Linked DNA regions of Homo sapiens: region 2 is linked to region 1. The links are chromatin loops, found by intact Hi-C in ENCODE. Cell type or tissue: Calu3. All regions are shown on one strand. Links, peaks and the distances in the headings refer to the core of each region. The heading gives the core; the rest is flanking DNA.

The links. A loop is a pair of places that touch in the nucleus more often than their neighbours do. Peaks named below come from ENCODE experiments on the same cell type or tissue, not always from the same donor. Only the 100,000 strongest peaks of a DNase experiment are listed, where the experiment ranks them.
Region 2: it touches region 1 in a loop (4-fold over the local background); 3 of 110 quality-filtered maps call a loop at or near these places.

Annotation. Positions count from the first base shown.
Region 1 is chr2:140,860,987-140,868,079 of GRCh38, forward strand. It overlaps LRP1B (LDL receptor related protein 1B), which reads right to left. Exons shown (of 91, transcript NM_018557.3): 27 at 6,604-6,848. Among named protein-coding and RNA genes, the nearest start is that of MIR7157, 280 kb to the left of the region's middle. In Calu3, for the core only: a CTCF peak has its summit at 2,958 (motif pointing left); no DNase peak of the experiment used is centred there.
Region 2 is chr2:141,551,533-141,558,625 of GRCh38, forward strand. The region is part of intron 2 of LRP1B (LDL receptor related protein 1B); the gene reads right to left. Among named protein-coding and RNA genes, the nearest start is that of LRP1B, 580 kb to the right of the region's middle. In Calu3, for the core only: no CTCF peak of the experiment used is centred there; DNase peaks (open chromatin) are centred at 3,479 and 5,969.

The DNA.
Region 1 (7,093 bases), core at 779-5,778:
TATCTATCTATCTATCTATCTATCTATCTATCTATCTATCTAATTTATCTAATTTATCTATTTAAGTTATTTAACAAACACTTTTAAAGTGCTTAGTACTTGCCAGGTATCTTCTAACTGCCTAAAAGAGACTAATGTGGCCGGGCGCAGTGGCTCACGCCTGTAATCCCAGAACTTTGGGAAGCCGAGGAGGGCAGATCACCTGAGGTCAGGAGATCAATATCAGCCTAGCCAACATGGGGAAACCTCATCTCTACTAAAATTACAAAAATTAGCTGGACAAGGTGGCACGTGACTGTAATCCAAGCTACTTGGGAGGCAGAGGCTGGAGAATCGCTTGAACCTGGGAGGCGGAGGTTGCAGTGAGCCAAGATCGTGCCACTGCACTCCAGCCTGAGAGACAGAGTGAGATTCCATCTCAAAAAACAAAGAGAAAGACTGATGTATTTAATCTTTATAACAATTCCATTTTACAGATTTACAAACAAGCAAACAAACAAATACTAATGTAGAGAAACAAACTAATACTAATGCACAAGAAGTCAGGATTTGACAAATTTGGAATTTGAACCCAAGCAATCTGGCTCTAGACTAAGCTGATTGCTATGAAGGTATTTTTTTTGGAATTTACTGTTTGACTGAACAATCTAGTTCTATTTAGTAAATTATATTTTGTAGTAAAAAGAGTTGAAAGTTATACTAATAGCTAATGTCAGACCTATTTAGGATCACGAGGACATATGCAAACAAACCCACTGAAATTGCTCTCACTAAAATTATCACTGACCTTTTTCCAGGTTGCCAAATCCAATGAATGCATTTATGTCTTTATTTTTATTGGCTTTTCTACAAAAGCAAATACTGTTGGCTAGTGTTAGCTTGAAACTGTTCCTTTTGTGTGTGTGTGTGCGCATGCACACGCTTTCTCTTTTTGTCCTGAAATCTGTTGGTGCCCTTTTTCTGAGCATTCTTCTTTGCCTTCCTTTTTAGTGTTGCAGTTTCCAAGGCTCTATCATTGCCCTTTTTCATTTTCTGTAATACTCTTAAGAAATCTTATCTACATTTTGCCTTCAATCTACAATTGAATAACTATGAAAGTTCTAGTTTTAGACCAAAGCTTCCTTCCTTTTTAGCCTTAAATATTCAACTGTATCCCAGAAGTATCTCAAATTCAGCACATTTCAAAGTTTAATTTTTCAGATAATCCTTTAAGTGAAGTGTCTGCAAATGATGGCCTAAAGGCTAATACTGGCCGGTGAGCAACTTGTTTGTACGGTTGGAAAAAAAAACCAAATGAAGAATACTATTTCATGGCACATAAAACTTGTATGAAATTCAAATTTCAGTGTCCAGAAATTAAGTTTTATTGGCACACAGCCACACTTATTCATTTCCCATATGACTGCTTTCACATTACAACTGCAGCAGAGTAACTGCAACAGAGAACACATGGCCCACAAGTCCTCAAATATTCATTATTATTATTTGGCCTTTCACAGAATACATTTGCTGACCCTCTCTCTTAAAGCCATCCCATATTCTTCCTCCTTTCCCCAGGTTTCCCACTCAAATCTCTATCACCACTTTTTAATGATTTCAACTCTAAGTATATCTCATCAGAGACCATTTCACCTACAAGCATCTCCCAGATTTTGGCATCAGCCACCTCCTGATCTACTGAAGTAGCTTCCTGTAATGGTTATCTTTATATGTAAATTTGACTAGTCTAGAGAATGTCTAGATAGCTGGTAAAATGTTATTTCTGGGTGTGTTTCTGGAAGAGATGAGTATATGAATTAGTATACTGGGTTAGAAGTTTCCTGCCCTTGCCATTACAGGGAAGCATCATCCAATCTGTTGAAGGCCGAAATAGAATAAAAAGGTAGAGGAAAGGCAAGTTTGTTTCCTGTTTGAGCTACGACATATATCTTATCCTACACTCCATAATTGGCACTCCTGGTTCCTGGGCCTGTGAACTCCTGGACCTGGACTTATGCCATTATCCACCTACCCTTCCTGGTTTTTAGGCCTTCAGATTTGGATTGAGTTACACCACTGGTTTTCCTGGTTCTCCTGTTTGCCTACAGTAGGTTGTGGAACTTCTTGGCCTCCATAAGCATATGAGTTACTTTCTAAAATCAATCTCTCTATCTCTGTGTGTCTGTGTGTGTGTATATATATATATGTGTTACACACACACACATATATATTCTATACATACATACACACACATATACACTTCAATCCTGTCTCTCCAATCAATCCTTTACAAATTTCTATCATGCAAATCTGTTCTTTTTACTCCTTTGACCATTTTTTAAAAAATTGTTTCTCTCCTTTTCTTAGAGGAATGGTTCTGAAGGCAGCATCATATCCCCTGGGAATTTGTTAAAGATGCAAAATGTCAAACCCCACCTAAGACCTACTGAATCAGAATCTCTGGGTAACGCCCCCCAATATGTGTTTTAATAAGCCCTCCATTAATTTTAATGCACACTTATGTTTAACATCATTGGAACCATTTATCCCAGAGGAAAAAACTGTGTATTTCTTTGTGGGGATATTATTTGAGTGTGAGCATGATCTGACCCCTGCCCAATCTTGTCTCTGATTTATTCTTTCCTCACTTGCTGCTTCGATCTGCAAATGTGAAAATGCAACCCCTCCAAGTTAGTAATTTGCCTCAGGTAACATGGCTAGTGACTGACATGAGGGAAGAATTAAACTTAGCTAATCCCAAGGTTTGTTTCGTTTTTAGTACCACACCCTGCTACTTTTAAATTTCATTTACTATACTCTTACATTCAAAATCCATCTATCATAACAATGATTGTATCTATCCTAATTGTTAATTTAGTCTGTTCCTCCTCTTAGACTATAAACTCCAGGAAGGTAAGGAAGTTTGTCCAAGGAGAATGTCAAGAAAACATGACTCTCTACTGCCATCTGGTGATATGATGCAACAATTCCAAGAGGAATATATGTGCATTTAATGTCTTCTGCTTGCAGAATGCAGTGAGTAAAACAAAAGCTTGGCTTCAGACTTCTGTTCAGATAACAGAACGATTATCCCCTGGCTGTTAGACCTTGAGCAATTTACTTAGTATTTCTCTGTCTTAGGTTCCTCATCTGTGAAACTGGATGGCTAACAATTTTTCTCACGGAAATGCAATGATAATCAAGTTAGCTGCTATTATAATTATCGATATTGTTATCAAGGACTTAGCTAGACTCTATAGTTGACACAAAGAAATAAATGAAACACTGTTCCTTAAATATTTTATAATCTAGGCGAGTAGGTAAGACAGAGTTAGGAAATGATTAATGAATAAATAAATAAATAACCATACAAGCTTTAAATGCTGAGTCCTTATGGTGTTAACTATGAATGTAGAGGAGGTAAAATTTGAGCTAGTATAAGAATTTATAATTGGTATGTGTGAGAAGGAGTCTTAGATGGAGAATTGTTCCTGCAAGTCTTTGCACACATTGAGACTAACAACTGTAAAGTACTAATAAAAATGATATAAGTGCACATTTATATTACAAAGTCATAATCACAAAACCATTTTTATTTAATGCTTCATTATATAATCCCAGATCTCATTATCCAAAGAAAAACTAACACATGACCCAAAAAGTGTTTATTGTAAATGAGTGTTATTGTTGCTATTATTTTTTAATATACCTGAAACTTAATTAATAGTTGTATTTTACTGATAAAAATATAGTTAGATTAGATGGCTTCGTGAATTATATATTTTTAACTTAAAGAAAAACCTACATTGTGTTAAATGGTGATTAAACTCAACGTTTACAAGATCCTATGATTTAGATACATTATCTCCAGTTTGAAAAAGCAGATACAGAGAAGTTAAATAACTTGCCAATAATGTCCAATAACACATTAATAGCTGAGACTCATGAATCTGAAATAAAACTATGCTAATGATGAAGGGTACATCACGCAATTAATAAATCATATGTTTAGGATTTGAACCCAGGCCATGCCATTAATTCTAAGCTTGGCTCCCTCATGCTGTAAATTTTTCTAATTAATATTTAAAATACCCACTACTGCTCCTTCATATTGCATATGTTTAAGCTGTGGTTTGTTTCTTCCTAATCCCATATAACAACAACATTAAAAACCAAAGAGATCTAAAATATATTTCTAAAATATTCTGCTTAAATATCCAATAACCAATTTGGAACTTTGTGTGCATAATGAATGCTTACTTGTAAGAAAACTGGTGCTGAAACTTTTATTAATTTCCTACTTGGAGGATTAGATAATGGCAAATAGTATTTGTAACCTTTATTTCTTTAATTTGTGAAAGATATATTTCAATTTTATAGTACTGAATGTCATGTATTTTTTAAATTTATTATTTGTTTCATGAACATCATGTTATTATTCACCAGAATACGGGCTATTATTATTGTATTTGTGTTAATGCTGAGCCTTTGTCACCATTTTCATTTTAATTCTATCCTCGGTAATAAAATAGTCGATATGTTCCTGCATCTTTTTTCCCTAGCAGTGGAAGTGTTACTTCACTGAAGCAGATAAACAGGACAGATAATGATTATTATATGCTCAGTGATCCTTATAATGGGGAAAGGTAGAATGTTCTCTGATCACTCTCAAAATTGCAAACTGACTGAATTTCATTTAGGAAATAGCAAGTTCTTTTCATAGGTGATATTCTCTAAATGTATTTAAAGACTAGAATATTTGCCCTGAATCCTGGGAAAATATGTTAAATTACATCCACATAGTAAAATCTTGCTTATTTTATGTAAAGAGGAAAAATCATATATAAATCATATTTTGAGTTAAGGAAAGATGTCAAGGATGCCTCCCCCCACCAAAAAATGACAATGAATGTCTCGTTTCTTTCCTATATATGCATAAATATCAGGAAAGCTTGAGAGTATCGTGGTTCTTCCTGTTCTATGAATTTACTAAGGGTCATGCCAATGCAGGCGAATTAGACAGTGCAGTTAGTAAATGAAGGAGAAGGACATTGATCCTATTTTGGGTGAGGAGGAATGATGCAATACATAGATGATGCAATACATAGATGAAGGCCATTTTTCATGGTCCAGTTCATTTAGATTGCACTGAACATACAAATTATTATTACTACAAAATGCCAAACAATCTGAGGGACAAAAATACAGTTGTGTAAATAATTTTGCACTTGAAATAATCAAAACCATTCATATCTTATAAGTGCTTGTCATCTACAGTGTTTGCTTACAGCTAAGCATTCCTCTGTTGAAGGAAATTCTAGAGAAGCGTATTTTTTCATTATACTAGTGGCACATTGCTGGTCAGAATAATAACTTCTTGCCTTATTTAAATTTAATCAAATTCAATATATCTACTAAATCATTATTAAATGCAAAAATGACTAATCTATATACTTTTTTCTATAATGTCCTCATGCTTTTTAGCTTATAAGGTGAAAGAAGTCAAGAGTAGAAGAAAAAAATTAAAGTTATTGCTCACCTATGTAAGCAGTAGATATAGAAACCATATGTATAGAAACTCCCATGTAGCAAAGAAGGATCAATTATGTAAGAAAATAGAAACTGAGAAATTGAGAGTATCTGGGAAAATAACTAGATTCAATCAGATTGTCAGAGAAAGGACACAGAAAATTTTGCAGATGAGATTTTGGTAGAATAAATAGTATCAAGGGAGAATGAACGCAACACACTGAAGAAAGACAAAGGAGAGCCATGTGATATTGTCAACCAGAGAGGTAATTGGTTTTAGTCAAGTCTAAAAGATACTATAATACAAATTTTAAAAATAAGGCTCGATGTGTGGAACAAATGCCCTACATGCCAATGAGTTAGAAGGTCTGCTTATTCCACACTGAAAAAGAAAGAGAAGGAGAAGATGCAAGAGAGAGCTTGTCATCTAAGAATCATGAATCTAAAATGAAAACATGCTAATAAAGGGGTCATTGTTTGCATTCAAATGAGATTTCCAAGGGTTATATCACATATAATGAGGAAAAAGTATAAAAGGATGAGCTGACGTTACACCAAATGGGATACCTCATGGTATCCCAGTGGGGCAAAAAGTGAGAATTAGGATAGGAACACTTGGCAAACATTGAGTGGAGGAAACACAATCACAAAACCAAGATGGGGTTCACTGTTGAACCAAAAGGTGAAATACGGAATACATGGGGAGAGGTAGCACATATGGGCCTGTGAACTCACTTCTCCTAAAATAGAGGAACTCAGGCAAATGGTTCACCCTTTCTCATGTACCACCCCCTCTCTTCCCAATATGCTACATGGTAATAATCTAAAAATTAGGGGATTTAGTTTAAAATAAATATACAGGGGCATCTTAGGAATTAAGATGCCCCTAAATATTTATATGTAAATAAAATAAAAAGGGAAAGAGAAAAAAATTCTAAACCAGTTAAAATAAAGGTTGAAACCACTTCCCTCATAGAGTATGCGTAAAATGTCAATAACTTTTAACTTATAGAAGTTATTTTATACTTCAAATATTATATGATTAAGATGATAATACTTTCTGGGTGGTTAATCCATAAGTGAACAAGCACTTACCCTGTGGCTGGCGACTGGGATGGTATATCTGAAGGTCAAATGGCTGTGCACTGGTTTTCTGAATCACACTGACATTCTGCCCTGTCCACTTATTGGCTTTGGACAATGTGTTGGTCCTCCAGTCTGTCCAGTAGACTTCACTCCCATATAGAGACACAGCAAAGGGATGGGAAAGGTATTCATGACCTCGGATGATTTCTATCATGTTTGTTCCATCATAGAGGGCTGAATAAATAGCATCTGACCTACAGAAAGATAAATACATGAGTAGTTTGTCAAAACTCATTCAACTAGTCCAGAGACATAATCATGTAACTCAGCTAAATGACAAAAAAGGTATTTTATAAATATTTTTATGGGTCTGTATCTGATTTGGGGCAAGCAAAAAAAAAATACACCTCCAATTTTAATATATGTATACATGATACTGACATGTTAGGACACTTTCCAATGTTGTAAATATTATCTAAGTAAAAAAAAAAATACAGAA
Region 2 (7,093 bases), core at 1,090-6,089, 690 kb after region 1:
CAAAATTAAAACTTACTGGTCGAACAATTTTGGCAAAATGACAAAGCAAAGAGTCTGTATTACCTTCCTTGGAATATATTCAAACCTAAACTGGACCATTCTTATAATTGGCTACATAGCATGCAAATGTGTGGAAAGGAGTGGCTTTTACATTAAAGCAACTCTTGCACCCCACATTGGCTCTCCAAATTTGGCCCTATGAAAAATACTAAAGTGAAAATGACAGTCCTGCGGAAGACACCAGTTATTTTATCTGTGGATTGATGGATCATAATGCTCTCATTTAATAAAAATAATAAACACCCCATTATTTTCCACAGCCAATTTGGTGTTCAGGAATATTCCTCAGTTTCTTTTTATTATGGAATTTGTGCATTGTAAATAGTTAACAACTACTTAAAATTAAGATGCCTCTACCCCCTAAATAGCCTATTATTTGACTGTTAGCACCAACTGGGGTTCCAGTGTATTTTGTAATAATTGTGAGAATAATCACAGTGTGATATTTAATACAAAATCTTTTTTAAATGCAAAGTCTTTCTTTTTTTATATGAATATCAGTAATTCATTAGAAACCTATTATGCCAGGATAGCTATGTTCCTATCATTTGTTTCTTTCAGAGAAATGCAGTATCATTGGTATCAAGGAAACTAATTAGACTCAAGGACAAAATTATTTTTTATTTCTCCAAATTGTACTTAAAAGCTATATTGGTGTCATGAGATTATTTCTAGTGAAAAATGTCAATTACTTCCTTCCCAAGCGTTTTAATTTTTGGAACTCAAAGGTCTAGTACTCCAGCACCACTGAGTGACACAATAATGAACTCTCATTGTGAGTATTAAAACAGAGCAATTTTGTATGAATCTACTATAGCTTGGTAATATGCTTAAAACAAATCATAGACTCCAAATTTCATTTTAAGTAATAGTAAAATTATAGTAGATATGACCATAAAGAGAATTAAAGGTTATCTATTTGGACTAATTACCAGCTACATGAGATTCTTCCACAGCTTACCTAGTATCTGGTGCATATCCTTGCTTTAGCACTGCTAGTGATAGGAGGCTCACAGCCTCATAACATAGCAAATGTATGATTATTATTTATAGAAGTTTCTAAATTCCCTTTGTATTAAAAAAATGTTCTTGAGAAAATTCAGGTAGTTAATTGGCTTGGCGGAAAAATGTATGGTGGGATTATGAAGAAAATGTGGTCTAGGATTCCTAATGTGTATTAAACCAATAAAAAAAATTCTACTGGGATTATTGGGGAGCATCACTATTTGGAAAAAAATAAGAAAGCTTCTGTTTCCATGGCACCATCTCTTAAAAGAACACTGATATGTTGGAACATATAAGAATACTTGGATAATAAGGGGATTCAAAAACTACGTTATATGAGAAACATTGAAAGAAGACCAGAGTAAGTTAAGTATGTAGAAGAAACAATATGGAGAGGTAGTGGGAGAAGGGGAAAGAGGAAAGGGATGATAACTTTCCTTGGAAAGTGTCAGGCTTTTCCTGTCTAGTGCTAGATTCTAGTGTCAATGAATGCACTTTATAGGATGAGGACACTTAATGTAGACTAATTCCCAAAGACAATGGCTGTCTACTTTCCAGTGGAGACTGCTGCCTATAACTGATAACATCCAAGCTCATGCAGAATAAGAGATAAGGAAGAGGGCGTTTTCTAAGATCAATTTCAATTTTAAGAAACATAATGTTGGTTTATAAGTGGTCAAGTTGCAAGCAAAGGGTTATGAATAAAACCTTGAGACTGGCTGCTTTTGTGAGAAATTAAGTATTAAAATATCAGTATCAAAGGCAAGAGGTGTGCAGAAGGAAAGGAAATAAAGAGAATAGTCTCCTGGGTATCTTCATGAACTCTCTTTTAAATATACAGGAATAGTTAGCCACATGTGCATACTGGACAAATTATCCCAAATTTTTTCTCGGTCAACAGGCAAACATCTGCATAAACAGGACAGTATAGTTGAGGAAACATTCATGCTGCTATTTTAACATTGCTTCACCATGTTGATTTTGGAGCAGGTTACTATGTTTACCTTTAAAAAACTATCTTTAAAAACAATTGTGTATATTACATATATAATATATAATTTTATATATAACATATAGATATATATCATATAGAATATATATTATATAGATCTATATTTTTATATATCTATATAATATATTATATATAAAATATATAATATATTATATATGTTTATATTATATATAAATATATAGAAATATATATTATAGATCTATATTAATAGATATAGGTATATAATATATCTATATTAATATAGTTATATAATATATCTATAATAATATAGTTATATAATATATCTATATTAATATAGTTATATAATATATCTATATTAATATAGTTATATATCTATATTAATAGATATAGATTATATATCTACATTAATAGACATAGATATAGATTATATATATCTATATTAATAGACAAGATATAGATTATATATCTATATTAATAGACATAGATATAGATTATATATCTATATGAATAGACATATAGATTATATATATCTATATTAATAGACAAGATATAGATTATATATCTATATGAATAGACATAGATATAGATTATATATATCTATATGAATAGACCTAGATATGGGTTATATATATCTATAGGAATAGACCTAGATATAGATTATATATATCTATAGGAATAGACCTAGATATAGATTATATATATCTATAGGAATAGACATAGATATAGATTATATATATCTATAGGAATAGACATAGATATAGATTATATGTATCTATAGGAATAGACATAGATATAGATTATATATCTATAGGAATAGATATACATTATATATCTATAGGAATAGATATAGATACATATATCTGCATATAACACTTCTGTAAAAAGTAAGAAACTGTTAACAATTGTTTTCTTGAAGAATGAAATGCAGGATTAGAGAGTACATTTTTACTATAACTTTATACCACTCATATATGAAAGGAAAGACATACTTGGATTAAGACAAATAATGTGGATAATAGCAGGAACACTGTAAATCAAAGAAATCTCAAAATACCTTACTTATGGATTTTACATTTTTTAATGATATGTTTCTATGACCTATAATCTTTCTAAGAAGCCAATATGTATAAATATTCTCACATATACCTACCTAGATTTAATTTAGTTCAAAAAATGACTGCCTTGAATAGTCTTTTGTTCCTTTAAAATTAGTGGTCTACATTAGTGCTAACAAATTGTGGTCCACAGACCTGCAGCACCTGCATCACTGTGCTTGTTAGGAATGCAAATTCTTGAGTCCCTCCCAAATTACTGAATCAGAATCTTTAGAGGTAAGACCAAAGACTCTGTGGTGTATCAAGTTCTTCAGGTGATGTTAATGCACAGAAGAGCTTCGTTCTTGGGAACTGCGTAACCTAATAGCACCATCTGTTGGTAGTGACTGTCCCAGAATGAAGACATAAAGTCCCAAAGGGGAAGATGCCCAGACGTTCAACTTCCACTAGCTGTGATGCACTCTATGAAGGACTGGAAATGGACAGAATGCCTGATGTAGAGATATACACATACAGATGCACACATTTTCTCTGCTAAAGGAAATATATGTAAACAAATAAACAAACACCACTACAAATTTCTTCTTAAGTACAAACAAGGAGCTGGTGAGGCACAGAAACTGTAGCAATCAGATTGATCAGAGGAAGTCATGAAATGCTCAGAAGGAGTGGTGACATTGAAACCAAGTACTGTCAAATTACTTAGCCACAATTATATGTGTAACTAAGTAAATAAAAATAAAACAATTTTTAAAATCTAACCAATATTTACTGAGCTCTTACTATGTACCAAGCACTGTTTCTGAGGTCCTGTCTCTGAGACTAAAGATTCAAGTCCTGGACAAAGCAGAGTGGCAGGCACACAGCAGGCATGCAATCAATCTCTGGTTAAATAAATGAGTAAACATGAAAATACTATACGTTTGGCTAAATTCTTCATAAAAGAAGATTTTTAAAATGTCATCTTGCCTAAAATTTCTGCAGTGAAAAGGAACAAGCTCGTCATTATCTGAATTATTTGTGTTTTTTGAAAAATTGCCTTCATGCTTTGTAAAATTTTGAATAAATGTTAAAAACCCTTATTACAACCTCCTACACAGCTTTCTAGTAAGCCACGTTGATGAGGTACCTGGTGAGTGTAGAGCACTGTATTTTATATATATTCTACATCTTTATACAGATTAAAAGAGTCTTTGAAAAGGTATTCAGCATTCCAAATCACAGGCACTTTCAAAAGCACTTTCTATACCAGGATACTAACGTGAGGAAAAGGGTAAGTAAGCCAGTTTTAAATCTTTTATTTCTGCAGGGTTTTGTTTTGTTTTGTTTTGTTTTGTTTAAAGTGAAGACTTTCCGTTTTCTGTTTGTTTATGGCCGCTACACACATTCTAGAGTTTTATAGCCTAATCCATGTATTTATCTAAACTAATGTTTATCATAATAATCATGATGGGTGATGACCCGTGAGCCTGCATAATCTCAATGTTTTCCTGTTATCCATTAATATTAAATCTTGTGGTTCACTAGGGACTACCACAAATAGGTTTATGTGTTCACTGCCAGGGTTACATTAGGTAAAAATGGAGACAATTAGCTGTACTTCCTTGTAAGAATGTACGGGCATTGAAGCACTGACACTGAACTATTTGCCAGAAACTACCCAAGGAGAAGCACAAAACTAATTCATAGGAATGCCAGTTTGGCAAGTGTCTTTTGTGAAATCACTCATTTTCCAGGCAGAATTTAGAAACAGAGCTTCCACTGTTAGTGAAATTTAATCACTGTCAATGTCCTGATTGTTGGGATTTGAAAAATAGGGAATCCCTCCAAAAGTGGTACATTCACCATCTGCATGATACTGAATAAATCTTCATAGAGACTTGGTTACATCTTCACAAATTCCAGACATTATCTAAGTGATTTGATTGGGGGTACTTATTAACAGCTGTATGTAAAATCTACTAGGAACTCCTTTATTAGATACAAATAGATCCTTATATATTTATTAAACAAATATCACTTCCAAGAAAACTTCTAGAGGTTAGTATGGGTTAAGAACATGAGAGTTTAAATCAGGTAAAAGTAGGATCAGTTTTCAGTTCTGTACTTTCTTGGCTGAATATACGGAGGCTCATTTCTACCCAACAGTTGAAAATATTGAACAGGTGTCAGGAAGTAATCAATAGTATCTCTGTTTTAGAGATAAGAAAAGGCTGAGAGAAGTTAAGTAATTTGCTCCAGGTCCCATAGCAAGTAAGCCAGAAAAGTTCTAAGCTTCAGATCTACTCTATACAACTCCTACATATTTCTTCTTATAATATCACTCCTTTCTCTGTTTTCTTCCATTCCTCTTCCCAGAGGATTGGATGTAAATAATATTTACATTGATAGTCACTCTATTCTCTGCTGATGTTGCTGAACAAAAAGCATAGTTTAAATATAATTTAAATAATAGTAAATACACACGGTAAAAGGGGAATATGTAGAGAAAGTTTCATAGACTTACTGATTCCTGTACAGTAGAGAGGTTTTATTCTGTTCTCAACAAAATGTCTGAAATGGCTAAAAACAAGCAAAACAAACAAAAAAACTCTACCACAAAGACACACAGGAAACAAACAAACAACAACGAAACGAAGAGAGTGCACAGAAAGAAAAGTAAGCAAATAATTAATTCTTGACTAACAGTCCATATTTTATGGAGATAATGCAAGAAAGAAAATAAACCACCATTTCAGTGTGGCATGGATTACCATAGTAACATACTGGGAAAACCTTGGGTGGTGAAATGCAAGAATTTTTTCTTAAGTGCATGTGAATAACCGCAGAGAGAAACTACACTTCCCTATCTTCTTGGCAGCTGCATGTGGCAATATGTCTAAGTTCTCATGAATGGGATGTGAGTAAAGGTGATTCACACAACTACCACATCCGTTCCTGAAAAGAAGATCCATGTCCTTCACTGCCTTTCTCATTCATTCATGGGCTGGAACACTGATGTGGTGCACAGCAGATCCAGACATCCTTAGAAATAGTGAGCCACGAGAAAGAAGAAACCTGGAGAAACCTTGTGGAATAAACCTTCCTATTCCCGCAGAGGGCCACCCTGCCTCTAGACTCTAGACTAAGAGTGTATAACACATTTTTATTTTGTTTGAGTCACTGAATTTTTGGATCTTATTATGGTAGCTGTGTCTATACCATAACTAATATGTAAATAGGGACCTACATGTGGGTACCATAACCAAAACTTAGCAGTTGGGCTGTGGGCAGTGAGGAAACAGATGGTCCTTATTCAGCCACAGCCACCTACACAGTTGTTTTTGGCCAGAATACACTTGCTCTAAAAAATGCTCTCTGCCCATGGCCTGCAACCTAAATTACCCAGGAATCTGGAAATTTGAGGCTTTGCAGGTCTGCAATGATAACTGCAATCTCAGGGGCAATTAATGACTTGTTGCTCATGGAAACTCCTCACTTTCCTGAGTCAATTGCTCTTTGGAATTGAAGTGGTTGATTTCTAATCAGCATTCTATTAGGCACTTAGTCTTTAGAGTACTTTTAAAGGTGAGCAATAGATGTGAACTAGTAGGTCACCAAGGAGACACCTAAACTTAGGGTGTTAATTTACTTTGCCAGAAACCTATGCTGGAGTAAAGTTATGTTAGGAAAGGCTGCTGGTGGGCATCTCCTCATCATTCGTCAGGCCTTATGAGAAAAAAGAGGTAGATATTTTTTTTCCCTTGGCAAGTTAAAAGAGATCAGCTACACAGTACCTAAAGAGTTCCTAATTGGAGTATCATGACCCTAGAAAATCAAATCACATTCAGTACCTTCTCTCTTCTTCACATAAAATGGGATTCTCTATACATTCTTAACAACAATAACAAATTCATAGCAAAATTATGACTATGTCTTGGGTAGCCCTACAGAGCATATTAATATACAGTTTAAATTAACCTTGAGTTTTTAAGTCCAAGATACTTTGTCCTGTTGTATC